7 separate regions of the Mus musculus genome follow, and regions 1, 2, 3, 4, 5 and 6 are each linked to region 7. A link is a contact called in ENCODE Hi-C data. All regions are on one chromosome and are shown on one strand. The core of a region is the stretch at or near the end of the contact, and the rest is flanking DNA. Distances in the headings are between cores, read along the strand shown.

What was found. A loop is a pair of places that touch in the nucleus more often than their neighbours do.
Region 1: a map of T-helper 1 cell shows a loop between it and region 7 (27-fold over the local background). The contact joins the enhancer-like site here to the promoter of Gsdma in region 7. A Hi-C loop is called at or near these places in 2 of 37 maps with a recorded cell type or tissue (T-helper 1 cell and T-helper 17 cell).
Region 2: a loop to region 7 is called in a map of regulatory T cell, with 45 times the contacts of the local background. The contact joins the promoter of Pom121l12 here to the promoter of Gsdma in region 7. A Hi-C loop is called at or near these places in 1 of 37 maps with a recorded cell type or tissue (regulatory T cell).
Region 3: a loop to region 7 is called in a map of T-helper 17 cell, with 24 times the contacts of the local background. The contact joins the enhancer-like site here to the promoter of Gsdma in region 7. A Hi-C loop is called at or near these places in 3 of 37 maps with a recorded cell type or tissue (T-helper 1 cell, T-helper 17 cell and regulatory T cell).
Region 4: a map of regulatory T cell shows a loop between it and region 7 (39-fold over the local background). The contact joins the promoter of Sec61g here to the promoter of Gsdma in region 7. A Hi-C loop is called at or near these places in 4 of 37 maps with a recorded cell type or tissue (T-helper 17 cell, T-helper 2 cell and regulatory T cell).
Region 5: a loop to region 7 is called in a map of T-helper 17 cell, with 26 times the contacts of the local background. The contact joins the enhancer-like site here to the promoter of Gsdma in region 7. A Hi-C loop is called at or near these places in 2 of 37 maps with a recorded cell type or tissue (T-helper 17 cell and T-helper 2 cell).
Region 6: a loop to region 7 is called in a map of T-helper 2 cell, with 26 times the contacts of the local background. The contact joins the enhancer-like site here to the promoter of Gsdma in region 7. A Hi-C loop is called at or near these places in 2 of 37 maps with a recorded cell type or tissue (T-helper 1 cell and T-helper 2 cell).

What each region holds. Positions count from the first base shown.
Region 1 is chr11:16,589,592-16,593,955 of GRCm38, forward strand. No RefSeq gene overlaps it. Among named protein-coding and RNA genes, the nearest start is that of Sec61g, 83 kb to the left of the region's middle. Within about 2 kb of position 2,051, at least 2 of the 3 ENCODE cell types and tissues checked have a DNase peak (open chromatin) inside an H3K27ac peak, as active enhancers do.
Region 2 is chr11:14,597,305-14,601,125 of GRCm38, forward strand. Pom121l12 (POM121 membrane glycoprotein-like 12) reads left to right here and starts at 1,936. Exons shown (of 1, transcript NM_001164166.1): 1 at 1,936-3,012. The coding sequence starts at 1,992. The coding sequence ends at 2,828. 1700046C09Rik (RIKEN cDNA 1700046C09 gene) reads right to left here and starts at 1,921. Exons shown (of 4, transcript NR_045918.1): 1 at 1,844-1,921.
Region 3 is chr11:12,470,588-12,474,431 of GRCm38, forward strand. No RefSeq gene overlaps it. Among named protein-coding and RNA genes, the nearest start is that of Cobl, 7.6 kb to the left of the region's middle. Within about 2 kb of position 2,301, at least 1 of the 3 ENCODE cell types and tissues checked has a DNase peak (open chromatin) inside an H3K27ac peak, as active enhancers do.
Region 4 is chr11:16,505,547-16,509,880 of GRCm38, forward strand. Sec61g (SEC61, gamma subunit) reads right to left here and starts at 2,938. Exons shown (of 4, transcript NM_011343.3): 1 at 2,558-2,938; 2 at 827-926. The coding sequence starts at 2,647.
Region 5 is chr11:12,392,942-12,397,253 of GRCm38, forward strand. The region is part of intron 1 of Cobl (cordon-bleu WH2 repeat); the gene reads right to left. Among named protein-coding and RNA genes, the nearest start is that of Gm30596, 11 kb to the left of the region's middle. Within about 2 kb of position 1,988, at least 1 of the 3 ENCODE cell types and tissues checked has a DNase peak (open chromatin) inside an H3K27ac peak, as active enhancers do.
Region 6 is chr11:12,835,254-12,839,122 of GRCm38, forward strand. No RefSeq gene overlaps it. Among named protein-coding and RNA genes, the nearest start is that of Gm22789, 140 kb to the left of the region's middle. Within about 2 kb of position 1,609, at least 1 of the 3 ENCODE cell types and tissues checked has a DNase peak (open chromatin) inside an H3K27ac peak, as active enhancers do.
Region 7 is chr11:98,661,642-98,665,802 of GRCm38, forward strand. Gsdma (gasdermin A) reads left to right here and starts at 2,710. Exons shown (of 12, transcript NM_021347.4): 1 at 2,710-2,797.

The sequences.
Region 1 (4,364 bases), core at 801-3,300, about 82 Mb before region 7:
TTCTCATCCATTGACAGGTCATCACAGCAAAAAATAAACAATAAAAAAATAGGAGTTAAATGCCGTCATGGATCACATGTAACTACTACCTACATCCTGTCTGATAACAATTACATAAAGGCAGCAATCCATCCCAAGAGAAACTGCAGAAGTACACAAACTAGTGGGGATTAGACAGCATGGTGTTGGAGGCTAAGCGGGTCACCAAAGAAATCAAGATGGAAATGATTTGCACAATTTTATCTGAGAATTGAAAACTAATACATAATTACTTACAAGACAATTTAGTAAACCAAAATCATGATATGTATACGAACTAATATTCAGCTTTAAAATGAAGGAAGCTCTGACAAAATATGGGTGAACCTTGAGGACAGGTGATACATAAACAGTCACAGAAAATCAATTTATGTATGTCACATGGGTGACAACTGCAATCAAATTCATCAGGTCAGAAAACAGAGTGATAGGCTACAGCAGCTAGAATAATGGGGGTGGGGGTGGGGGTGGGGGTGGGGGGCTGGAGTGGTTGTTTTTATGGAATAAACATTAGTTAAAGAAAATGAAGTTCTAAAAATTAATGTTGGTGAATTCCCTACTGGTGAATCCATTCAACACCAGTGAATTTAAATTCTTATGAGGTATATTATTTTGTACTTCACAATTTAAAAAATGTAGAAAATGATGAACCTGTTAAAAAGTCTCTAAGCCCCCTTATCTTGATTGTTGCCCCTCTGACTTAGGGGACTAAAATTCACAGGTAATTCAGATACTTCGATACAGTGGGAATACTGAGGTCTCCGGAAGGAAGCTAAGCATGAAGCAGCTGCTGTTGTTGTGTGAGTTTGCACAGATTGTAGTTTGAGGGAAGTTGGTTTAATGGCTTCAATACAGTTGACTGCTGGGAAGAAAATAAAAAATGGAACCACTTAAGCAGTAAACAAAATTGTAAGAAACATAAGTAAAGGGGCTTTTGTAGATGCTACTTATCTAAATAAAAGACATTTTCACCTCCATCAAATAAATTAAATAAGTTTCAAATTTAAAAAAATTACAGTACATAAGGGAAAAACAGATTAGTAGAGATCTCTTTGTTTCGGTTGGCATTCTTTCAAGGATCCGCCCAACAGTTACCTAGCAACAGCCAGGTTGGCCTGGCTTACTGTAAAAGGGATTGTTTGACCTCTCCCTATCTCTCTGACTCTCTTCTCCCTTTGACTGACCCCTTTCTCCCTCTCTCCCCATTTCCGGTCTCCCCTTTTCTCGATGCTCTCTGGCCTGCCTCTTTTCTTTCTCTCCCTCTATTCCCTTCTCAACTCCCCTTCCCATGTCCCCAAATAATCTCTATGCTACCTTGGGAGGGGGCCTCGTCGTTGGCTTGCTTAGGTACGCCCTCCTACTGCATCGTAAGGTGCTCTAGAAAACATATCCCCGTTTCTATAAAACACATAAGTTTCTCTAAAACAAACCTTAAAAGATTACAGTGCATGGAAATAAGACAAACATAATTATAATAAAGTGAGTAAAAATCAAGGAAGAAGATGAAGCGGTGTTGTTTTTACAAATACAACTCCACATATGTGAAAGAAACAGAATAGAAAAATACTCTCAAAATTATCCTTAGAGATTGAGATTTTTCAAAGCTTCCGACACTTTTATCCACACTTAATGTGTGAGATTTTAGCAATACTATTACTTAACACTTACAATTAGAAAAGCTTTAATGCTATATTTAGCAACATAGGAAACGTTTCCCACTTCCAGCAGATTTTTCTGTTTGTTTGTTTGTGGGAAGCAGGCTGAAGGAAGATGATTATAACCAGCTGCCCCTTCAATGGATCAGGACTCAAACTTCTTTGCCTGGGGTTAGCACCGGTCTTAGATGTATCCCGAGAGTAGAACATGGCTGCTTCTTGTGGGTGAGGAAGGCCCTTTTGCTGCTGTGAGATTTATAAATAGGGTCACCCAGGCGTGTAGTGACGCTGAGTGACTTGGCCATAGTAACCAAGTGAGTCAGCAGGAGGCCAGGCTCCGGTCAGAATGCACTCATCCGGAGCAGCTCTGGGAGCAGCAACAGCTGCCATGGAGAGCTGGAGGAAGACCTTTTGTAGAGCCCTGTGAGGAATGCAAGGCACGTGGTGTGTTTGAGTAACCAGGCTTGCCAGATTGCCTTTCAAGTGCAGAGCCCAGGGGGATGCAGCCAAAGGAGAGCAGAGGGTTACTGACGTGTTTTCAGGGGGTTTTCTTAGCCTGAGTGAGTAAGGCATGCCCTTCTCTCTTCCAAACAGGGAGGCTGCAGGTTGGTGGTCAGACCACCTGGCCCTGCTGCTACTCAACTTTCATTAAACCTTCTGTAGCCCATTTTGGAGTCTTTTCTTTGCAGGTTTATCAATCTCCATGTAGTCAGCAAGGGCAACCGCAATGCTTTTCTCCTGGCCCCTGGCATGGCCAGGTTGGCTGGGCCCTGAAGGTGCTTTTTTGCCCTAGTAGCTGAGATCTACATTTGTCCCTCATCTGTATTCTGAATTCATGGAGATTTCTGTGCGGAGAGTGCTGGACAAGTTGAAACTGGGCAGGTATTTCTCAGGAATGTTTTTAGAATTCCATTTGAATGCCTTTTCTCTAGTGTCATTTACTGTAGCTGAAGCAGCCAAATTACTGGGATACTCACTGACCAAGACAGGCTGACTGCTGGTCAGCTATCAACCTGGCTCTACAGAAGCGAAAGGATCCGTGGGATCTGCTAGTGTGTGTGTGTGTGTGTATGTATGTGTGTGTGTGTGTGTGTGAGAGAGAGAGAGAGAGAGAGAGAGAGAGAGAGAGAGAGAGAAAGAGAGAGAGAGAGAGCGCACGAGTGAGAGACAGAGACAGAGAGAGACAGAGACAGAGACAGAAGCTTCAGAATATTTCAAAGCTCCCTGGGATGTGAACATTCAGAAGTTGAGAAGCTGGTGTGGAGCATAACAGGCCACCCTTGCCAAGATGGCTTCTGATACTGTTGTGTTTTATAAAAAGAAAGAGGATACGTTTGATAAAGCCAGGTATGGTGAGGTGGGAGGGGTGCCTTGGCGGGTCATGACAGGTATAGTGTAGACAGAGTTTATTTAGGGCATGGGAAGCGGGGGGGGGGGGGGGTTAGAAGGAAGTAGAGGCAGAGAAAAACACACAGAGGGGGAGAAGGGAGGTGGGGAGAGCGGGGGTAGGGGGGGAAGGCTGTCCAGGAACAGGTGGAGAGGGGTGCGGAGGAATGGGAGGGAGGGAGAAAGGGGTCAGGGAGAGAAGAGAGTCAGAGAAAATTAGAGAGTAAGAGGAGGGAGCAAACAACCCCTTTTATAGTGAGCCAGGCCTACCTGGCTGTTGCCAGGTAACTGTTGGGCGGAGCCTAGAAGGAATGCTAACAGATAACTGTACTTATCCTGAATCTTGCTGCAGGCCTGTCCTCCTGGGCAGGGGCAGCAAAGAGTGGGAGCTCTGGCTTCAGAGGAGAGCATGTGGATCTGTTCCTTTCCTTGGCAGGCCTGGAACTCACTCTGTAGACCAGGCTGGCCTCGAACTCAGAAATCCGCCTGCCTCTGCCTCCCGAGTGCTGGGATTAAAGGCGTGCACCACCACGCTGGGCTCCACTTTGTTTTAAAAGTTGCTTTTTCAGTTTGCTGTGTAAAAACTTTTAGTTGAGTTCCCAGTGGTACTCTGTGCTGTTTTAAATTGTTTGAGATGTAGGTTTCTTCAAATGCCTACCATTTCTTCTGAGGAGGCTACAAGAAACCTGTTTCAGGAGATATAGGGAAGGAAGATTGTATCTGAGGGTTGTTTGGGCAAAGAGGTTTGGCTGGGTGGGTGGTTGGGAAAAGAATTGAGTAAGATTCTCCATCTCTGTTGTCTTCTGTCTCTAGCACCTAGTGACAGAACCTGACGAGGATCGACTATCAAACTAAGTAGGCAGTTACACACACACACACACACACACACACACACACACACACACACCAGGAGCAGAATATACAGAAGAATGAAAGCTAAGAACAATAGTTACTAGCACATGGTTTACCCTAACTTGTCGCTGTCAGTGTCCTTCAGATATGTCAGAACCCAACCTGGCCATAGCCCCAGCCATATCTGTTTTCACCACCAATTTCTGAATGAAGTTCAAACACCACAACCCCCCCCCCCCCACACACACACACACACACACACGGAGTGTGTATCCCACCTAAGGGATTTTCTTCTCTTCGTATTCATAACACTGCTGGCCAATGACTATATATAAATAATGTTCTTCATTGTTGTGGCCAAATGTCAGACAAGAAGCAGTCAAGAGAACTTATGTTGGCTCAGGGTCTGGAGGATATGGTGACCCTTCAGGA
Region 2 (3,821 bases), core at 686-3,185, about 84 Mb before region 7:
TCTAGAATTATTTTTTGCTTTCAAAGCTGTATTCTGTAGAATGTTACAAAAGGACCTTAGAGAAATGAAAGTTAACTAGTCAGTGAGCGGAAATTTTCTTTTGTCAGTACTGTGGTTTTCTCTATGAGCTTCTGACAACATGGACATTTTTAACAAACTCTATTGGGGTCCACCACATGCCTTTCTTCAAACTTGGAAGAACCTGTGTTGTTCTTGGATTTGTTTCTGATGTGCGTCTCTGCACAATTCCCATAGAAGATAAATGGTGAAGAATAATATTAACAACTATTCTAGAAGAATAAAAAACGTACTATGCTTACTGAAATAGAAACTAGTTTGTTTCTTAATGCTGTCCTTTAGCATTGTGGCCCATTCCGTGGTATTCTATTTACATGTATCTATGAAAGATGCTTAAGAGTAGTATATTTCACACAGCCTATACTAGTCTTTCAAATGTAATTATTATAATCACTTAGCAACACTTTTGTTGTGTAGGACTAGAGAATCTTTCTTGTTACTTTGTGCACACAGTGACTATCCTTTACTGTTATGATGAAATAAATTGGGTGGGCTACCATACAAAATAAAAAAGGTTTGTTTTGTTTACTGTTATAGAGGCTCACAGGCATCAGAGGTTCTGCATCAAATGGGCTCTGTTGAAGTCTAGTGTGGATAGTGCCACATTGACAGAAGTGTCATAAGGAAAAAGGGTAGGTGAAACTTGCACATGAAGCCACAGACATCAAGAAATGGCTAACTTGTTTCTGTCAGAACTCTTGAGAGAGCTATTCCAGGGTCCCATGAGGAATTCCTGAATTCCTTTGAGGGCACACTCCTAGTGTACCAAGGATCTCTTGCTATAACAAATGGGGGGGTGCGTGGTGCAAACTTGGTCTCCAAACTATAAAATATATACTTTCAGTACAAAACAGAGAATAAGACATAAAGAAAGAGACAGAGAGCTGAAAAATGGAGAAAATGGAAGGAGACAGAGAGGGAGAGCAAAACAGTGGTCAAAAATAAGGACAGCTATATATGAAGCCTTGGAAGGTAATATTACAGGAGTCTACATGAAATGAGCATCATTAGTAAAACATAAACTATGGACTACCATCACAATTTCCATAGATGATAAATAGTGAACCTTGACAACTATTGTGCACGAATAGAAATGCACCCCACTTACTGAAATGGAAGCTAGTTATTTTTTCTTAAGAACATTCAAATGAACAGTGCTCATTTTTCCGACAGTGAAAGAAAATACATTTCTGTGAATAGCCTGTATGAAATTTCTGTGAATTCCAAAAATCATTATACCTTCTTTCTCAAAATGGCAAGGAAAAAATTAGAATGAGGTTGCTGGTCAGGTGTTACATGGCGCATAATGGAACAAAATAATACCGTTGTCTCTTAAACAGACAAAGCAGGGATTACCATGACTCACCAAGCCTAGTTTGTTCACACAAACCACTGTATATTGAGTACCCGATGCAGGATTGTCCCTAATAGACATGGTGCACCTGGTGTAAGTGATGAGCCAATGCCTTTATCCTTGCAATGGAATGAATTAGGGTATAAAGGGAAATTAGGTGCATTCCACAAAAGGAAAGGTTGTTATAGTCACAATGCTAAAGAAAAAGAAGCAGATACATAAGGCTGTTCCACACAGAATACCGTTCCTATTGAAGGTCACAAAAGAATTCCAGGAGGCTCAGTACTATGGAGCAAAAATATCTAGGAACGAATTTCTGGGTGACAGGATACATGTATTCATAAACATGTAAGATTTGTAGAGATTATAACGCTCAGGTACAAGTAAGAATGAATAACATATGCATATCACCTTAAGGAGAGGCCCGTGGGAACTGTGTTCCTCATGTCTTGAAGCAGCAGAATATGTTTGGGTTCCCAGAATTCTCTCTCAGGCTCGTGCTCACAGCCAACGGTCGGTCCTGCCCGTGGCAGGTCCTTGGTTCCCGGAAGCTGTGAACATGGGCAGCTCCCTGGGCTCACCTCAGAGATCGCTGTCTGCCCCCAGGCACCGAAGGTCTAGGCCTTGGCCTGAGTGGGTTCCGCACAGCCATGGACCCAACGTTCCTGCTCACCTCCGCACGCCCCAGAGAGTGGTGGGAACCTGGAGGCGCTCTGCCATCAGACCTCCCACAGGTGTCACCCTGGGCCTGGATCTCTCCAGTGCCTGGGACACCTATATGAAACGATGGATTTGGAGTGTACGGAACCCTGGGTGGACCTGCAGCCCGGTGACAGTCAAGATTGCCCCTCCTGAGGGCAGAGGTAGTCCCCTGGCTTCTCTAGAACAGGGAGCACGCATTGCAGAGCATCCAGAGGAGCTTCCAGACCCTTGTGCCAAGGAGACAGTGCTGAGAGCTCTCAGCCAGTGCAAGAAGGGGACTAGACGATTTGATGGACCTCTGTGGTTTGAAGTCCCAGAGGTGAAAAATAGAAGACAGAACCCAGAACCTAAGCGTTCTTCAGCCTTTAAACCCTGGATAAAAAATGGAGTGGCTGTTTCTTTTGTTCCCAAGCCTGGGCCTCTGAACAAAAGCATCGACTACATGAGCTTCAATGTCTTCAAGAAGGAAACTGACCCCCATCCCTGTATCCACACAGACATGCATGCTGTGTTAGAGCCCCACATGGAAAGCTCTAAGAAGACCCAGGCCTCCTGTGACCCCTGTCGACCCCCTGGGCCCAAGACTGGAGCCTGTGGAGTCTCCTTGGCAGGTGGGGATTTCCATTCTTGTCTGAGCTCTGTCATCCCCTTTGGAGACTCCAGTAGACTTTCACCCCCTGGCCACACATTCTAGCCCAGTTTGGGTTGCAATACTTGCTTCACCTACCTATGACCTGGTCTGCAAAGCCCAAGTCATCTCTCATGCCTATCAGAATACTCTGCCTCTAAGCCCAAATCAACATCTTGGAATTTGTTGTTGCTTCTTATTTGCCCAGTTTGTATCTTGAAACACTTATTAAAACAGTATTATCAATGAGAAGTGATTTTCATGAAAAATTTTTCCAGCAGGACAAGAGCTAATCCCAGACTTCTTTATTTATTTGAGATCCCAATCATTAGCTCAGTTTAGCTAGAGAGTAGTGAGAGAGAATTGAATCTTGAATCATAGTGAAAAGTGTGGGTTCTAATCTAAGAAACTAGCATTCAATAAAACATCTAGGATCTGGTCCCTAGATTTAGAAAGGTGATTCTTGTTGCACAGTGGGTTACTTGGCAGCAGCAACTGATGTAGTAACAACAGAAGTTCAACTGAGTGTGTCATTCAAGATCTGAGAATTTCTGGGTTGAATGGAGAACCATGCAAGGTCATACATGTGTCCAGGAGGCAGATGAGTTGCTGCTGGTGCACTCTCTGATATCACTGGGAACGTGAAGGATTGGGTAATTTTTGTTTTATTTTTCATGATACTGAAGTAGATTCTGTGTCGCTTACTGACATAGAAAAATACCAGCAGGAGAAAACATATTTGAAGAAACAGGCTTTTCAGTCATGTTTCTGAGAGTGATGATCTTCTTGATCTGGTAGATTTTTCAACTGTGCAACTGAATAAATGAGCCTGGAACTGTTAGATAGTCTGCAGCCAGATAATTACTCCAGGATCCACGACCATATAAATTCATGTATAACAAAGAATTAAAGCCAAATACGCTCGAGAGAAGAACAGTGCAATGTGTACAGGGAAGGGATGAGACAAGGAGTCTGAGGTGCTCTAACATTATGAAACCAAAAGAAGGAAAGTAAGAAAAGCCTGAGAAATACAGTCACTGGAGTGAAAGGGCATGGAGT
Region 3 (3,844 bases), core at 1,051-3,550, about 86 Mb before region 7:
GATGAGCAAAAGAAATCCTCCTTCTCTTACATTCCGTTCTGTCATGCATTCTGTTACAGCAACTCATGGGCCAGCTAGCACAGCCTGTCTTAGCCTGTTTTGTTTGCTTCATAACGTTAGTTGATACTTGGTAATGTATAAAAAACCAGAGGTTTGCTTATCTCACAGCTTTGGAGGCTAAAATTTCAAGATTATATTGCCTAATACGAAGAGCATCTCCTGGCCATGTCACAACATGCTGGATGCTGTTCCATTACAAAGGAGCAGAGAGATGGAGGAGAGGAATGAATGAAGGGAGGGACCAGACTTATTCTTTTACAATAACGTGCTCTAGCTAAGATAAACTTGGTTCTAAAAGAACTACATGAATCCCTTCTAAGAACAGTAATCCATGGGCTAATCAACTTTTAAAGATCCCAGTATGTCAACACTTGTACATTAGGGACAAGGCTTCCACCACAAAAACCTCTGGGGCTGAGTCATATAGTAAACAGAGCAGAATCAGGTTGTTGAAATAGAAATATTTTACATGGTATCATTATTTAATGATGATGGGTCAAATGTTTGTACAGATTGCTCTTCTTTTATTGAAAATATAGTTCCTTTTCTACAAAAGCAAACCTTTTTAATGAATCTAGACTGGTGAGGCAGCTCAGCAAACATGAAAACCTGGGCTTGATATTTAGGATCTAGGCAAAAGAAGAAGAGGAGGAGGAAGAGGAGGAAAAATGCCAGCATAGACATACTTAGAATCCCAGTGCTAGAGAATAGAAACGAATCTCTGAAGTTTGCCAGCCAGCCAGTTCCAGGCCAAATGAAAGGTCTTTTCTCAAGAAAATATAGTGAAGGACAACTACAGGATGACATAAAAAGTTGACCTCTGGCCTCCAGATGCACACACACACACACACTCACACACATACATACATACATACATACATACATACATACAAAGAAAAAAGAAATAAAAAATTCAGTTTAGTAGGGTTTGTATGTACACTGACTTGTATAACAACCATCACCATCTAATCTCAGTACATTGTAGTCCCCTCCCCCAAATTAACCCTGTATCTACTGACATTCCTTATTGGGGCCATTAATCTACCTTATGAATTCACCTATTCTGGACAATAGAACTTTACAACACAGTCTTTCATGACTGGATTCTTTTCCTTAGGATAATATCGATAATATCATCAAAGTTTATTCACACTATAGCGCATGTGTGTTGTTACCTGATCTTTAAACACTCAAACAGTATCACATGGACAAACCACACAGAGTTTAACTGTTGATCAATTGATAAACATTGAGGGGATTTCTACTTTTTGACATTATGAATGCCCCTGCCATGGCTACATATTACAAAAATTCTGTGTGGATGTATATTTTGGGGTGTCTTTGGGTATATACCTAAGAAGCATTGTCAGATCAATAGGTTATCCCATGCTTTTCCTTCCAGGGTTCTGTTGAAGAAGTACAAAGCTGTTTTCCACTAGTTTACAAACCATCCAGCAGCGGATGTGGATTCTAGTTCTTCATACCCTGGACATTGCTTGCTGACAGTTATTGATTAGAGATATCTTAATATGTACAAAGTGGTATCTTTTGGCATTTTTATATTACCTTACATTGTGATGAATAATGTGGAGCCTCACAATGTGCTTATTGTCTGTTTATATATCTCTTTTGAGATGTATAATTCAAATGTTCTTACTCATTTTTAAATTAGGTCACTCGTATAAGACTTCATTACACATTCTTCATACAAGCCCCTTATGATCCATATGTACCTTGAACAATTATCTCCCATCCACAGGCTTTTCATTTGACATTCTTGTCCTTTGAAGCACGCTTTTGATGAGATTTAATTAATATATGCTTCTTTGGTCGCTTAACTTGGGTATTATATCTAAGAAACCATTGTCTACATGAAGTTGATCATATATAGTAGTATTTCTCCAAAGCTGTAACTTGACACGAGAACTCTGCACAGGGGAATTGGAGAAGTCAAGGTATCCACTTTTAGAGTTTCTGGTTCTTTATCCTGCTTTTGCTTCAAAATGCTTAAAACAATGGGTTGCAGCTTCATCTATTGCTCCCTGAGTGCATTTGAGTTGTCCTCATATGCTAGTCCAAGACATGAGGTCTATAAAATAGCATTGGCAATTGAGGAAGACACACCAGGAGATGTTCTAATTCATAGGAGTCTTACAATCAGGGATACCGACAGGGGGTTGGGCCAATCTATTCCAAACTTACAAAGCTGGGCAGAATAGGAACCAAGAGAGATCTAGTTGCACCGTAACAGAATTAGGTAGGCTGTGATTACTTCCGGATGTTCTGACTGAAGCTTCTGAGAGAAGTTCCTATCTTACCCTATTTCAAAATCACAAGAGTGAGCTGAATCTATCTTTCTGCTTAGCCTTGTTTTCTTTGAAACATCCCCAGCAATCAAACGGTATACACATTTTTGTCTCTTCCTCTCCTTGAGTAATAATTATAATAACTTAATTTACCCAATGGACACTACACCCAAATTTATTGAATCATACATAACAAAAGTTAACACTTAAAAGCAGTGGCTAGAGGGGCTGGCAGTGGACATTTGTGGGGTCCAGCATGTGGGTGAGATTCAGCATCTAGCACTGCAAAAAGCAAAACAAAATCAAAATACAATGATTAGACACCATGATAAACCTCTTAGAAAATCGTAATGACTTAGTTTTTTAAAGCAACGGAAAGGGCTTGAATAATAATAGCTCAATGATAGTGTGCTCATCTGGGGTCTATCCTCAGCGTACCTTTGAATAAAATCAACACAAAATACAGATACTATTGTTGTTAAGATTTTACAGGTGAGAAAAATCCAAAATTGGGGAGCCTTACAAAGTTACACCTGTTTGCACAAAGCAAGGGCTTGTTCCCTGGCATCTTACCCTTCACACTAGGCTCTTCACCATCCCGAAAGCACAATTGCTCTCATGTATCCCTGCTGCCCAGCTCTTCAGACGATGATTCAACACAGAAGTAGCACTGACACTTAGGATTTGTCGGAAAGTGTGTGCTGTGCTCACTGACAAACAGCAAATGGAGAGAATGTGTAGGTTGGCTCTCCTGCCACATTGTCACGAAGCTTTATTTAAGCCACCAGCTGTCACCATTTTTCTATGGATGAGCTCATTCTGGGAGCTCTGCTTCTTGTTGAGGGAAGCATCTCCTGGCTGCTCTGCCTTGATGTGCAGTCAGGGTGAACTTATATAACATTATACCTCCACCCTCAACCCACATGAGGATTATGCAACTGCGTGTAAGATTCCTTGCAGGGTTTTCCGGAAATATGAGCCTGCACAGAAAAGGCATCCAAGCAGTTCTGACTAAAGAGGACTTTCTGACCTGGGCCTGTGTGTGATCTGTCTCTGTAAACTATTTGCCTCAGAGAAATCATCTGGTTAAACGTTAGCAGAAAGCAAATCTCAGTACTCAACATATAAAAGTAGCCCTCCATAATGATTTAGTTCTCCACTTTAAAGTTATCCTGAAAACCAAAACTAGATTTACCAGTGTTCCCTCTTATACAATTGCCTCACTGCCACAAACTATTGCCTAACTTGATCAAGAATGAAGGGACTGGTGAAAGGAACTCCATTTCTGAATTTTATTTATTGTTTTGAATATTAGTAGTGTTTTGTACCAAACTATGAGAACCTAACCTGAATGAAAACTGTCATCTTTTCAGTAAACCCAAAACTCTACATTTTTATGAAGAAGAAAGAGGAGAGCGTCATTTCTGAAATCCTGCATTCCAAGTATTTAATATTTAACAGGGCTCACGGACAACATG
Region 4 (4,334 bases), core at 1,688-4,187, about 82 Mb before region 7:
AACTTGAAATAAGCTAGTCATTTGAGAGAAAAAACCCAACTGAAAAATGCTTAACATCCAGCTGTAGTCAGACAAGCCTGTAGGGCATTTTCTCAATTCATGATTGTGGAGAGAGGACCCAGCCCATTGTGGTACGCCCTGGGTTCTATAAGAAAGTAGGCTGAACAAACCGTGAGGAGCAAGCAAATAAACAGCATTCCTCCATGGCCTCTGCATCAGCTCCTGCTTCTAGGTTCCTGTCCAGATTCAGTTTCTCCCTTGGCTTCCTTCAGTGGACCGGGATTCAAGATACATAAGCCAAATAAACCCATTCACCTCCAAATAGCCTTTGGTCATGGTTGTTCATCGCAGAGAACTAACCCTAAGAGAGTATGTGACTCTATTATAAGAGTCTGCCTTAAATTCTAACCCAACCAATTCACAAATTAAAGTAGACAAATCTAGCACACCTATGAAACTTTGACATAAGAAAGTATCGTTACTTTGTAGGGTATAATAACTACTGCATTAACTTCATGTTGAGGTTTTATTGACTCGCGAGCAGAGCAGGGAAGCTGACCAAGTTTTCACACACTAGAAATATGGAAGGCACTACACTACAACTAACTTAAATATGGTATGTATGATAAGGCCTGAATAATCTCATATCATAAAGAAAAGCTTTAAGCAGCTTGCTAAGAAGGACATAAAGACAGGGCCACGATAGTGGCAGCAGTGCAATGTTCCTTTTAACAGTGTGCTAAGCAAGCGCTCCATCATTGAGCTGACTTCCAGGCCTGCAGAGATTTAGTGTTTTATCTCACTCTCAAGACCAAGATAGTATTACCTTTTCTGTCGGGTTTGGTGCATCTTTTAACCAGCCGAATTGAGTCCTTTACAAACTGCCGGCTGGGCTCCACAAACTGCATTACCTGATCCATGTTTGTCTGTTTAAAAAATAAAAGCAAAAACAACACACTCAGTAGTATTCTCTCACATATTAGGACTTATTGAGTTATACACAGAGGCAGCACAGTCCTGAATTCAATTCATAAAGAAAAAAGCTCTTCCAAGTTCATAAAGAAAAAAGTTCTTCCAAGCCTAAATTTAGAGTGGTTTTATGATATACAAGAAAGCACGAGACTCAAACAAGCGAGCACTGATCTTACCAATGTTGTTATCCTCCCTGGCAAAGGATCATACACTCATTAAAGGATTCTCTCATTACAAGATTAAGCAATAACAGCCCCCTTTCCTATCAACTACATTCATCTAACTATTCCGGCTAAGAAACCAAAAAATAGTTACGCTTAATACTACTTTTTAAAGTTCAAACTATTGAAAACTTAGGATCTACTACAACAAGTTCCAACTATGGTGTAACAAGAGCCTAAAATGGAGGCAAGAGTACACTCCAATCAAGTTGCTGGAAGTCATGCCCATATAATATATTTAAGTAAAAGTAGATTTCTTGGGGTGGGCAGACAGATGAATATTCCAAACAACAAAAATTGGCAAGATTCAGATTCTGCAAAGCCTTCAGCTAAATGTTTAGGTTTGAATATTTTGAGGTTCTTTTGAAACTCTATTAAGAATACAACGACTCTGAGAGCCACTGGTAACGGAGCCACAGTATTTGTACTCCATTTCCAGGTCTTAGAAGTCAGATGATAATTACACTCTCTAGCTAGAAAATAGAAGCCCTGCTGGGTCCCAGTTTTAAGCCGTGAACAGTGGACAAATAGCTGAACCACTTAAGGTACACACTAAGAAATCAATTCACAGCCTGATACAGAAAGCAAAGGGACGCCTGTTTTCTCGGTGTTTCATTTAGCTGTTCTTCAAATCCAACAGCCCTAAAACCACTAGACCAACCACTGCACTCGCTGTTAGAGGAGAGCACGAGTCCACTAAGACTTCTCGATGCTGACTACTGATCAAACACTTTTACTTTAAATTTCGACACCTGAACACAACTTCACAAGAGGTTCAAAGCATCAGGCTCTGGAAGCCACAAGAGACAATGAGTTCACCAACAGTGTGAGGATGTTCAGGCAGGGGATGTTCAGGGAGAAGGCTGAACCCTAGATCCAGACGCTAAGCTCTGAGTTCGTGAACTTTTGGAAACCCTCCTCCTTAGAGGTCTTGACTGGCTAATTCCATCTGAGGCTACGTAGGTAGAACCTGTGCCTGGATTTTGCCCTTTTCATAAATGAATGGCTCTCTGTCCACCTGTCCATCAGCGACCCGGCTCAGCCAACTTGTCCACAGTTCTGCAGCTTCCAGGTCCAGCTCCTGGCCTCCAGGCTTATCAAGGACGTCCTCGTGACCCCAGCCCGTGGCCCCTTCGCCGCCCCTTTCCCCGGGGGTTCCTTTGATCTCCACGACCCCCAGGCCCGCTCATCTCGCGCCCACTTAGATCCCGGCCCCAATCATCCCACCGGACGCTCGTACCTCCAGTTTCTTCACCTCCCCTGGTCCCTCCGTGTCCCTGGCCTCCCATCCCGCGGCCCCTTTGTGCCATGAACCCTAGACCAGCTTTCCCCTACCTACCACTCATGAGAAAATCCTTACTTACTGGATGGCGGATTGAGAGCGTAGAGACACGTAGCTCAGGAGAGAACCGAGCCCAACGGAACCGGAAGCTGGCAACCCACAGCCCGCCCATTCCTCCTTTCAATTGGCTCTTCACGCAGAGACGTCACTACGCCGGCGCAGTGCTACGTGTGTTTCTCCCGGCTTCCCGAGCAGAGGCCGACCTGAGCGATTCGGGTCTCTCCAGCTGAACGGGCGGGCGGTGTGGGATCTTGGTTCCCGATTGTTCGCCTCCCGGTCTCGGGCGCAGCCTCTCCAGCAGCCTCTCCAGCAGCCTCAACGTAAATCCACGAAGTGTCGCTAGTTAGTTAGTGAGTGAGTGTCTGCGCTACAGCTATGAGTCTCCCCGCTGCGCATGCAAATAATGTCACTGATCAAAAATGAAACAAACATCTCAGTATGAACGACCTAATTCAAACTATTCTCCATTCCCGGAAAATGACTTTCTGCTTATTATTCATGGGAATATAGAGGGAATTAAGACCGCCTACCTAGAACTTTCTTGTCCCCAATGAGGAATTAGATGTACTGCTGGTACTAACAGTCTCTGAGTGCAATACATTTGACATTTCTGAGTTAAGATTTGTTGCTTGGATAATCTTGATTGGCTCTATCAGTAGGCTTTGAAGAGTTTTTACTTCATTTCACGTGCAACCTCGGGCAAGTACTGTGAAACAGATTACAATACTTTGCTTTCATATGGAGCACAAACCATAATTCTACCATTAGTATCTAAAAGACCTATAAAAATTTTCTTCCAATCACTAAAAAAGATACAGCAGGTTTGCAAGTGTCATGAAGCACTACCTTGAAACATTAGTTCTTTGCTATTTGAAGGAGTTGTTTTTGTATATTCAAAATGAGCAATTAGAGTTTCTTTTTTTAACTCAGCTTGCAGCCATATATTGGGAAGTGACAACTGTCAATCTGGCATAACTTGGCCTTTGGATATAAAAGGGGTTAATGCAGCTACTGTATTATAACATTCTTATGTTTTTCGTGGTTGTTTCAGTATAAGTACGCATCTATAAATCTATCACTTGAGAATAGGAGGTGTGTAGATGTTCCAGGTCACCCTTAGCTACATAGAAATTTGAAGGACAGCTTGGGTTATATGAAAAACGTCTCAAAACAAAACAAATATATATATACACATTCAAGCCCAGGATTAAACACTGCAAAAAGATAAAACAGGAGAGTGATTCATATATTAATGATGTTTAAAGAAACACAGAATCCATAAGAATTCAGGAGAAGTGGAACTGAGTAAAACAAAAAAATATGATTTTTAAAACCACTAAAACAGGGCAGCTAAATATAGGTGACAAACTTCTAGCATACTGTGAAGGATTATCCAAATTAGGTTACTTACTGGCTGGGTTTTTGTGTCAACTTGACACAGCTGGAGTAATCACAGAGAAAGGAGCTTCAGTTGAGGAAATGCCTCCATGAGATCCAGCTGTGGGGTATTTTCTCAATTAGTGATCAAGGGGGAAAGGCCCCTTGTGGGAGGTGTCATCTCTGGGCTGGTAGTCTTGTGTTCTATGAGAAAGCAAGCTGAGCAAGCCAGGGGAAGCAAATCAATAAGAATGATTGGCCTCTCCATGGCCTCTGCATCAGCTCCTGCTCCCTGACCTGCTTGAGTTCCAGTCCTGACTTCTTCAGTGATGAACAACAGTATGGAAGTGCAAGCTGATTAAACCCTTTCCTCCCCAACTTGCTTCGTGGTCATGATGTTTGTGCAGCAATAGAAACCCTGA
Region 5 (4,312 bases), core at 738-3,237, about 86 Mb before region 7:
GAGTAAGCATGTATGAAATAGATAAGAAACCACATCCAAACTATGGCCTGCAAGAAGCTATTTAGAGGTGTTGTCTACGACATCTCTCAATGAATGTGGGGATATAAGCTTACCCACAAAACACCTCATTTCAGGGCAAGAGAAAGGTGCTGTCTTTTAGAAGCCAGCCCCAGGATACCCTCTTATAAGTGCAAACCAAGTAATGGGCACTATTGCAGAGTCACTAAAATGTCAGATCCAACCCAGCAAATTCTCGGATGCTGTGCATCCTCCAGCAGGTGACTCTACCTGGACAAACCACTGTAATTCGTAGGCCTGTTTCCCTAAGAGCAGAACAAAAAATGTGGAAGTTTATCAAGTGGTGTTTGCAGGAGGACTATATGAGATGACTCCTCTTGGGACCAGGCAATGCTCAATGACCACTATTTAGCCACAAGTATTTTTACTCTTTTGGGATTAAAGGAAAACCTTTTTATCTGTGTAAGAGTAGAACACTGGCCCACTCTTCCAGGTGCACAATGAAGGCTCATTTACGTAGCAAACACACGGAAAACTAAGAAATGCTTTTCACAATAAAATTTTAGTTTTGACCTGGGTTGGAGGAAGCTTTCAGTAACTCGCTATAAAAAGATTCACTTTCCTGATAGGGTTCCCTATCCCACAGTAACAAAAGCAATTAGCCCTTACCAGCCTCTAAATCCAGGGGCTAGTCTATATGGGAATGTTGATATCTCACCAGACATCAGGTACATATTCAAAGAGGAACATTTGAGAGCTGAGTCTCATAGCTATTTCCCAACTCCTAGTAAGTTCAGAAAGAGCCCATAGTGTGCATGACTTATTATCAGCAAATACTCCACCCTGGGGCTGAGCCAGGATCAGATAAAAACTAGAGTTTCTGTATTGTTGAATATTCCAGAAAAGGAGTATCTCCTTTCAAAAACAAGACAATACTAGTTTACTGAGGCTTAAACATTCTCAACAAAGAAAACAAGCAGAAAAGGCCAATGCATGGGTACATGCCCAGGCCAGATGACTTGCTCACCCTAGTTAGAAGTGGGTTTTCTACGATAGTCAGTGCAGCCCCAGAAGCTGCAGGACAGATTCCACTGGAGTTCACCAGGCCTGGTAAAGGAGCACAGTGACATTTGTTGTCTGATGGATGCAGTACTTCACCGCCTGTGCTCCCAGCAAAAAGCCCACAAGGCCTTTTGCAGAATGACAGCAAGGGAATTTTCTCCCCCACCCAATTTAGACCCATTAAAAAAACACAAAGGAGAACAGAGGACGTATGCAGGAGGAAAAGTGGAGTTCCTATGGAGTAAGGATGCGGGATAGCACCTGCTTCTCCCTCCCAAAGAGTGTGCAAACCTCTGGGAGTTGGCAGTGTAGGCACACAGGCGTTCCCATGGGGAAGATGCCTGAGTATTTTTGGAGAGATGAGTCATCCCTCCAGATTGCCAGCCAGTCTTACATGCTTAAGCTTTCTTGAATTTGCATATAGCACTGTTTCCTATCATCTCTCAGCTATGATGTAGAACCTTCTCCTGAAGGAGTTTTCTTCTTTCCTAAGCTGTACAACCAGAAACTTGTTATATCTTTGCAGCTTGTCTTTAAGGGGCAGTATATTTTTTTCAAGCCTGAAAGATACATTTTGTTCTACTCACAGTCCTGTCCCATAATCACAAGAGCTACTGCTGATCCAAAAGACAAAGGAAAGCAGATATATGCCTATGGGTCTCAGCTCTCCTGCAGTCAAGGGCTTGAGGACACTAATGAAGGCACAGCTGGCAGTTGTGTTGATGGGAATCTGGCCATCCTTCCCAGCTCTCCTCTACCTTTGACTGCTGTGTGCATTTCTCTATAGACTGCTGTGTAACCAACATCAATGGCATACCTGGCTGACAAACCTCCACAGTTGTGATCATCCTCTCACCCTTGGGGACCAAGGTCACTTCCAGAGTAGATCTAGGAAAGTAGAGAGTAGGTGCCTAGCATCCTCTGGGAGAGGCCATCTCCTCTAATCTTCCTCATGATAAACACCAAACACACTGAAACAACCCCTGCCCCCACATATACACACACACCCAACACGAGTATCTAAATCTATAGTGCTTTATCCCCTAATGGAATCCAGACAAGAGCTTTCTAAGCAGCATTATAGCCTCTGCCTCTTGTCTCTGTCACCTGCCTCACCAACTTCTGAGAATCATTTCAAGTCAAAGATGGATCTTCTCTAGAAAATTCCCATCCAGCCATCCTCCATGGTACAAATGTCTAAGTCTCCACTCCTTGCTGGGCCAGATCCAGATTGCTCTGTCTGCTGTAGTGAAGACTCCAGTGTTACCTCCATCATTCCCCGCGTCAGCCATGACAAGATCCTTGGTGGTTCTACATATGGGGGTGGAGGGAGCCTCTCCATGGCTGTAAGTCTCTGCTGATCCCCTTACAGCTCCCACTGAGTGGGTAAACAAAGGAGTGAAGCTATAAAGAACAGAGTCATGGTGTGGCCTATAAAGGTGTCCCACAGAGGGAGGGGACAGGGAAATAAGACCCTGAGGAAGCGACTGGGGAAAAGTTAATACCAGGCTCAAATCTCTACACCATTAGGAACATAAGTGCCCCAGCAATATACCCTGCTACTGCTTCTCTTTCACCTCTGTATGATGGGGATCAAGGAAAGACTGCAGGAAACTAATCTTCAAAGTCCACAGAATATATTCAGTTCCTGGTGCCTAAGCCTTCAGATATAACCCTGCAACATAGCGCAAAAATGGAGCAATCTGTGTTACATACTTGCTGAAACCTAAGAGCCGACACAGAATCCCATATCCAGACACTAGGAATGGGCTTGCATCGGGGATCCTGGGCCACAGTAATAAGTGTCCTGGCCCCTAATAGCATACGACACAAAAGATAGGGCATCAGATCACCCTCTTTACCTGGTGCTTCCTCACTCACCCCACAAACAGGTGAGATTCCTGGTGAACTAGGGAGGGCTTGGGCATAGTGAGGTGAGCAGATGGGACACACGATCAGGCTTGGAGCAGCACAAGAGCTCATAAACAATGGATCCTGGCATGCAGGAGTGCAGAGCATCTTACACACAAGCAAACACAACAAAGTATTTTAAAAAACCATTAAACAGTATCTGCCACTTTTCTTCCTTCCCCACTCTAACAGGCCTGAGAAGCTAAATGCTTCTCACAGGCTCATGCCCAACCTCCAGTCAATTGATCCATCAATCTCAATGATGCCAGCCTTACTAGGCAAACAAGTCCAATGAGACAGAGCTTGCTTCATTGTTGTCAAGGGTTGTTGTTGTTATTGGTGGTGATCTTGGCTTAGACTTCTTGAAGGTGTTATTTGGGAAGTGAGTATGTAGATCTGGAATCCAAAGCATCTCTGGGCAGTTCTGAGTCCTAGGGATGGGATGCAGGAATTCTGAGATGGTAGACAAAGAGCCAGAGAGGCTGTGTTTCCAGTTCCCACAGAGCCTGTTGGGCCACTCAGCTCAGGTTTCACCAGCCCCAACATCTGCTGTGAGGCCCAGTCCCTATTTTGAGACACAGTCACAGTGAGGTTATCAAGTGTCATATTTTTGACAGGGAATTAAAGGGCACCCAGCACTTGGGTCTTGGTTCAGAAAATGTTCCTATGGAATCAGAGTGTCTCTGGGTTGCTATGTTTTCACATTGTCTGCCCCTGGTATCCTGAATGATAGCATGCCTCCCTCAGCAAACAAAAACAAAAGTTTGTTGTGCCTATTTTGGGCAATGGAAACTCTGTTTAAAATAACAGAAATAAGAGTATACGGCATTTGGTTACATTATAGATCCATTTACACATAGGTCTAGCTATTTTGGGAACAAATACACAAAAGTTTGTTAGCAGGCCTAGAAACAAGGCAGTCTCTGTAGGGCATGGGCATGAGGGCACTGGGTGGACATTTCTTTCTTTGAACCACTGTGCCATACGAGGCCCCAGCCCCAGGTGCTGGAAGCTGGCTTCACTTTCCTGAGAACTTCTCTGAGTTCTGTTCAGTTCCCATCAGTTATTAGTTGTGTGGAAAGCTGTGTAGTCAGATTTCCTTGCTTTTCAGTTATTTACAAAAAGTAAATAGAAATAGAGCTGGCTTATCAGTGGGGAGCCACAATGTTTCAGGGTATAAGGCTTCCTATTGAACTCCTGGCTCTGACATCTTTATCTTAAGATTCCTACTTCATTTGGTTCTTTTCTTCACACTTAGCGAGAAGGAATTCAATACAGCTCTGTTCTTTTTTCCCACTGATGGGGGTGGGTGGTGGCTTAC
Region 6 (3,869 bases), core at 359-2,858, about 86 Mb before region 7:
AGTTAGGCATGCATATTTATGCAGAGGACAGGAGTTCACCCAGGTTAGGCAGTTCATAACCACTTGTAACAACACTCCAGGGAGAACTAATGCTTCTGACTTCTGCACTCACCTGTGCATATACCCTCATATGAATAATTAAATATAAAACAAGTCTTTAAAGGACCCAACCAGAAGACAGAGTACTTGATAAACTAAATGTATTGTTTGCTTTTCAGGAATGATCTCACCTTACACTCAACCCTCCTTGTTTCTTGCTCTATCCTGTCCAGTTTCCATCCCAGCAGGGCATCCTGATGTAGCAGTTGCAATTGCAAGTGTGAGATGAGCTCTGTGGGATGCTCCCTGTGAAAACATGACAGAGGGGTATCCTAAGCTATTACTTGATTCTTCCACATGAAAGATGTAGGCTGAGTGTACTGAGAATAGAAGGGATATTATTACCATCAAATGAAGGCTAAGCCATTATCAAAGTCAGATGTGGTTACAGTGGGACATACTTGTATATGGTGAGTAAAATTGGCTAGAGAAAGAATAATTTTTAACTTTAATTTTAATGTTTTATACACAAGTACTCTATTTACACTATATTTTGTTCCCTCCTTCCATCTCTTTTCATGTTCCCCTACTCACTCTCAAATCATGACATTTTATAATTTTTGATACACATATTTACATATATGCACATATATTTCCCACTGAGTCCATGCAATGTTGTAGTCATGAGCATGCTTTTAGGGTGATAACTTGTGAATGGAAAACCTAACAAGGAGCTCAACCCTGGAGAAGGTAAATTCTTTTCCTTGCAGCCGTTGATTGCCTGTAGCTGTTCGTATGGAGACAGGGCTTTGTAAAATTTCCCTTATTTGATTTGCTATGTCAACTGGCAATAATTTTAGTGAGGATCCAACTGAAAAATAAGGTAAGTTATTTCAGGAAAACCAAATCCCATGAAATAAATCTGAAGCATGCTACTGTGCAATTTAATTGATTCTTCTTTCTGACCCCGGTTGTGGTCTTAAATTGTCAGGCACCATTATTGTTTATCACAGAGAAATGCAGAGAAATCAGATGTGAGTTGTGGCTTGGTTTCACCAGAGAGGCATGGCATTTGCACTGTCATCTTAATCTAAGAAGGTTAGGTTGACACTGGATCTGTCTTTTCTCTGGGGATGTAAGTGGTTATATCAAGACTTACTTAGGCAATAAGCTAAATATATTTTCTAAATTTAGGGACATGTCTTATTTTTCCCTAAGATGTTATGAGAATTTCCAAGCAGCCTCATTGTTCAAGGACCAGATGAAAGCAGCAGTTTGCCAGAATTTGAATTTCCCTTCACAGCAGCCAGTGGCAGGCATGTGCTACAGCCTTTTGTGGCTGCAAAGACATTTTTAAAATAGAATGAGAATGTTTTCAAGGCAGCTTTAGAGGAAAAAAATCAGAGCTAAAAGTGACCTAAACATCTTGTGAATAATTCTCTCTTTTTATGTTCAGTGATTGGCATTTGGTGGTGGTGACATTCTCAGGAATTAATGATCCAGAGGAAGAATTGAAAGCAAAGCTATCCCCCGTGCTATCTCTGAGAACTTCTGACTATCCCTTAAAAGATTTTCCCCATAAGCTGAGAGATAAGATGACAGAGATAGACGTTTAGGTTTTCCTTCCAGCCTGCTGGTAAGTAGGCAGATGTATGTGAGAGCTGATATCCAGAAGCAATTGACTCATTTTTTATTTGAATCCTTATCAAGAGCTCAATTAATAGCCTGCTAAATCTTAACTTCCTCCATTATATTTCCTGGACCATTGCTAAACACTTAAGGAGTCTTAATTATTTTTTATAGGAACATCTGAATAATATAAGTATTGACTCACTTAGATTTAAATTTTGGTTATTGGAAATAGTAAGGCATGCAGGCACTTTCAATTTTGCTTGTGAGTGGCTGCTGAATCATCATGAGATGGCTTTTTAAAGATATCCTATAAAAAGTTTCTAGCACTGTTATATGGGGTAGCACTAAAAGCCATGCTATCCTGTGAGTAAAACAGTTTAAATCTCTTTCAATGTGGGCCTCATAAAGGAAAGAGACAAACCAAGACTTGTGTTCTCCTTGATACTTTGACCTTGAACAATACCCTACTCCTTGTTTCAGAACCCAAGAATCTTTGAGACAGAAGTCCATACAATTTGCAGAACTGGTTGGATGCTGCAACCTGTCATGATGCCAGCCAGAGTCTCACAGAGGTGACACCTGTACAAAATAGTGACTGACAGCTAAAACTCCTGTATGAGCCAGCCTGGCTATTCTTGCTGCTGCTTGTTATCTGAATTGCTGCAGCCGTTCAGCAGTCTAATCTATCCTCAGGACCCAATGTCTTGTGTAGGATACAGGAAGAATGTTTTGCAGTTCTAAATTGGAGTAGACTCCTATACGTTCAGATCTGGCCTTCAAAGATGATTAATGACTATCATAAGATACTTAAACTTTCTATCTAGCCACTATAACCCCTTTGCTGTTTTTTCCACTTCAAAAGCATTTCAGTAATCTCTGATAGAATGTACACTGTTCAACAATATCACTCACTATAGAAATTTTTTCTAAAGAAATTATGCATTTATCTTAAGTACAAATATATTCTTAGCTTACAAAAATTATTATTGCATTTAAAGCCATGGTTACAAAATAAGGTCTCCTTGGGAATCAGACAGTCTAGGCTCTGGTCTGCCCTGAAGAGGAAGGATGGGCACAAAGTGCTTTAATAAACAGGCCTTTTCCTTCTCAGATTGCTTCTCTCTCTCTCTCTCTTTCTCAAGGCTGCACACACATTATTTCTCTGAAGATGGAGCCAGAGATATTTCAGAAAGACAGCAGAGTTTATGAGAAAAGCCAGGGAGATAAACTCCTATCTTTTCTGGGTAGAACCGATAAGCCATGTTTTTCCGCTTGCCATTCTGGAGTAGGCCATCTGCAGCTCATTAGCTATCCACAGCTATCATTCACTTCAATTAATTGAAAGAATTAAAGTACATCTTAAAGATAAAAATACACCAACTTTGTCCCCCTGTATTCTCAAGAATCAGCATCATATTGAGCTGCATTCAAATACAAAGACACATGACTTTATTTAAAATCTTTTGTCTTGATGGTATCATCATTCTTTTATTTCCCAGTGTTTTATTGAGACTGAAAAATGTGAGTTCTTCTTGCCACCCCTATTCTTCCTCCTATCTCCTTCTCTGTCTCTGCCTGTCTCTGTCTTTCTTCCTAGATTGCTTCCTCCAGCTCCCTCAGAACTGATGTCAATCATATTGTTTTTTTGGGTCATCATCAAGTACAGTGGAGAACATTGCTTATATGTTGAATATTATAAATTGAATTTCTAAGAAAAGTAGATTCCTTGTAGCACCAAGGAAAATAAAGTTATACCCTAAATATTTGTAGCAGTTTAAAATAGCTTAGGTTTTGTTTTGAATTGGTCCAACTTCTGACACTTTTGTAGCACACTTCTCTACTTTCACTATTAGCTGAATATTAGAATTATGTAGTTCTCTGCATTGGCAGAAATCAACACAACCCTTTTCTATAGGAGAGGCAGGAGTGGATGGGTGAGTGGGTGAGCACCCTCATAGAAGCAGGGGTAGGGAGGATGGGATAGGGGGATTCCATAAGTGAAACTAGGAAAGGGGATAACATTTGAAATGTAAATAAATAAAATGTCCAATAAAAAAAGAAAAAGAAAAAAATGTAAGAGTCATAACATGCTAAAGAAAAGGAATATAACTGCCAGACATGGTGGTACATGCCTTTAATTCCAACACTGAAGAAGCAGAAGCAGGCAGCAGATATCTGTGAGTTTGTGACTAGCTTGG
Region 7 (4,161 bases), core at 1,460-3,959:
GGATCTGATGCCATCTTCTGGTGTGTCTGAGGACAGCTACAGTGTACTCATATACATAAAATAAACAAATAAATCTTTTTTTAAAAAAAGTTCTTACAGAGCCAGCTGTAGCCAACTCAAATGCAACCCCAAAACTCAAAACACAGAGGCAAAAGAATTGTATGTTCAAGGTCACCCTTGGCTACATAGATTCAAAACACACACACACAAAGAATTCTCACAGATTAGCCAAATTTATATTTTTTCTTTTTTTTTTTCTTTTGTTTGTTTTTCCAGACAGGGTTTCTCTGTGTAGCCCTGGCTGTCCTGGAACTCACTTTGTAGACCAGGTTGGCCTCGAACTCAGAAATCCGCCTGCCTCTGCCTCCCAAGTGCTGGGATTAAAGGCGTGTGCCACCACGCCCGGCCATATTTTTTTTTCTTACAATTTAAATTCTTACCTGTATTCCCCTGAACATAAGAGTGGCCCAGATGACCTGAGTTCACTTTCTGGATCCAACATAAAGGTGGAAGGAGGTACTTGACTCCAAAGTTGTCCTGACTTTCACAAGTGCATCATGACTCGTGTAACTATCCACAACACACACACTCTCTCGAGCACACACACTCACACACACTCACATGTGCATGCGCACACATACACACACCAGCTCTGATAATAAGTAAACTCCCTCGAGGAGTTCTGGGATGTAAAAAGGCCAGGGCATCTGCATGTGAAGTCCAACAGCCCAGGGACACGCCTAAACATAGTCTCATTTCCTCCTCCTTCCTTCTTTGAGCCCTCTAAGCCCGGTCCTTGGAATCCCATTAGTCAGGTTGGGGAAATGGGGCAATAAGACAGAAATGAGGTGGAGGCAGGACAAGCAGAATGACATCAGGCTGGAGAGAGATCTGCATGGAGGAAGGACGCCAAGAGAAGCTGATGCCAGGTCAGAGGAAAGAACCGATCGGGAGACTTGGGGCTTTCAGGAAAAACAGACTCCCGTGTGACTGTGCTCAGCTGCTGCTCCACAGATCTTTCAAAGACGAATGAGACAAGAAACCTTGGTCATCACACGCCAGAGGAAGGCACACTCTAGGAAGAGACTTCCAAATGTCTGACCGAGGTAATGGTTGGTTGGGCCACCTTTGCAGAGCTAATTAAGGTGTTCACACAACCTCTGGACTATATATACAAGATTTCAGATGCCCTACATTGTAGTGGTTTAAAGAAACAGAGACAGAAAACTAGGGGGAAAGGAAAAACAGATTTGTATAACACAAATACCACACTTCTGCACTTGTACTGTCATATAACAAAACCATCCCACACACCCAAGAACCCAACTCCACCTTTCCTAAGGGGGATGGGCACCTGACAGCAAACAGGAGCTAGAGCTGTCTGTCTAAGATGCTGATAGCTGTGCCAGGTGAGAAGTGGAAGGGAATGGAGGAAAGAAAAGGGGTGAAGGATGGGGACCAGAGAGGCAGAACAAAGTGTGGAAGGATTCTGAGAAAGTAAAGTAATAAAGTTTTAAAGATATTTTTGCAGAGTGTGAGACTCTTTCCTCACTCCTACCAGTCCCTAAGGAAATCTCCAGGAAACTGCTTCTTCATATGGCCTTGCAGTAAATCACATAAATTGTAATTTAGAGACCTGCCTGTGTGTGTAGAATCCTCTTTTAAGTGATTTCCAAGGAGCAACTTTAATAAGATAATGGGGGCTGGAGAGATGGCTCAGAGGTTAAGAGCACTGACTGCTCCTCCAGAGGTCCTGAATTCAAATCCCAGCAACCACATGGTGGCTCACAACCATCAGTAATAGAATATGTAGTCCTCTTCTGGTATGTCTGAAGAGAGCAGCAGTGCACTAACATGAGAGAGAGAGAGAGAGAGAGAGAGAGAGAGAGAGAGAGAGAGAGAGAGAGAGAGAGAGAGAGAGAGAGAAAGTTCCTGAATGACCTACAGGGAGACAGCTGAACGCCCACAGCATACATCCTGGGCTGTCCGTCATCTCACCGCTGAGATCCACCTCTGCCTGTGTGTGAGCATATATTCCATATACTTAGAGATGCTTCCAAATTATAGAAGGCCATATGAGCTCACTCTATCCTGCCTCCTCAGACTTCTGTGCATACTGGTACCAAGTTATGCATGTGTAGCCAAGGCACATATACACATAGAGAGAGGTAAGAATCAGCAGGCTGATGCATACAAAGTTGAAGGGCAGATTTTCAGCTGCTCTGCTGCCTGTAGTCCCTGAACATACAGGATTTCTTATCACTTATCATTTCCACAAGGCCTCAGATGAATGGCAGGTGCTTCCAGATGACATCAGGGCAGTGATCCACCCTGTATCACCCCTGCACACAATTACACGCATGCATGAGTACACACACACACACTCACATGCACACTCACACACAAATAAGCATAAGTGCATACACACACGCACACAGCCAATTCCCACTGCCTCCCTTCCTCCCCAGTCTATAAGCAAACTTTCAGTCCCCCTTCTTTCTGTCTCAGCCCCAGCAACACAGACACCTGCCTGGCATCTTTTTACCCACCCCCACAGGACCTGAGGCGGGGCACTTCAAACAGGTTGATGCTGTTCTCCTGGAAGTGGAACAAAAAGGGGTGGGGTCATTGTGGGAGGCGGGGTCTGTGGGAGCTTACATCCCCGCCTCCATGGAGGCATAAAGCAGCCAGTCCTGATAAAGGACAGCCAGTCATTCCCTCACCCTATAGACAGAACGAGCTCTGGTTCCTCACCACACACCAGCTGCCAGACAGGATCCAGCATCACCCTTCCCTGGTAAGATCAATGATGGCTGAGGAGGCAGGGGGACATTCTGGGGAACCAGGGGAAGGTTGGGGCCAAATGGGCATGGGATTTCTTATCCTTTATCATGGCCATAAATCTCCCTGCATTTTACTGGGGGTAGGACTCATAGTAGGCCTTAGAGAGAAGAGAGGCAGCCCTTTGAGTGCCACTCTGGTGAAGGGTAGGTCCTTCTAGGTACACTCAGTTGGTCTCTGGAGGGACATAGGCCATCCCAACCCTTCCAGGAACAAGGGCTGGAAAGTATATTGTAGATGGCAGGATGGCCCCAACATCTCTGTGTGCTCCTTCCTGTTTCCCTGCCTCTGTCAAGTACTACAGAAAGGTGAGGCCCATGGAGGCTAGCTGATGTGTCTGATCTCTTCCACCCACCAGGAAAACCTGGGTGTGTCTCCTGGATCCCCAGGTGAGATACCTCGACTTCAAAGACAGAGTCCTAAACTGTCAAACTTGTGATCCTTGCAGGCCCCACATCCTCTTGGTCCCTCTCCCTCCAGCATGTCTCCCAGGACCAAGCTCACTCTTTCTATCCTTGTTTCTACCAGACATGGTGCTGATGCTGTAGAGGTGACTCAGGCCCATTTCCTGCCCTCAGGAAAGTCACAGTTGAGTAGGCAAGGCAGTCAGGTGAACAGATGGATGGTAACAAGATGAATTAGCAGGTGTTTCAGAAGTGGATATACAAGATGCCTTGGGAATGCAGGCAGAGTCACCAAAATGCCCAAAGGAGTAAAGGGGTGAGCAGGTGACATGAGTTGAGTCTTTTTTTTTCCTTCTTACTCCAGTCCTGCTTGCTCAGAGTCCAAAGATTGATTGATTGATTGATTGATTGATTGATTGATTATAAGTACACTGTAGCTCAGATCTCATTATGGATGGTTGTGAGCCACCACGTGGTTGCTGGGATTTGAACTCAGGACCTCCAGAAGAGCAGTCTGTGCTCTTAACTGCTGAGCCATCTCTCCAGTCCTTCAGTTGAGTCTTATAGGACAAATACGAATTCTTTCTATTGGAAAGGGGATATATCGTAAGCAGAACTAACAAAGGCAAAGAAGTAGTTGGGAGAGAGGAACTAGGAAATTTGCCCACTTATACTGGTGTTGCTAGGAGGTGGGTGGGAAGGAAATGGAGGGTGCAAACAAGTGTAGCCTTGCCAAGGAAAGGGCAACTGGGGAAGCTGCCCAGCTCTGACTGCCCAGGCTCCTGGGCCCAGTGCGGTTGCTTCTTTCCCTAGTGTCCACAGGTCCTAGTTTCAACTGTCCCTTAGTGTGACAGGACACTTCCCTTCCCTTGCTGATGACAGACTCTAACTGGGCTCTGTTCTGTGAAGAAGTGAA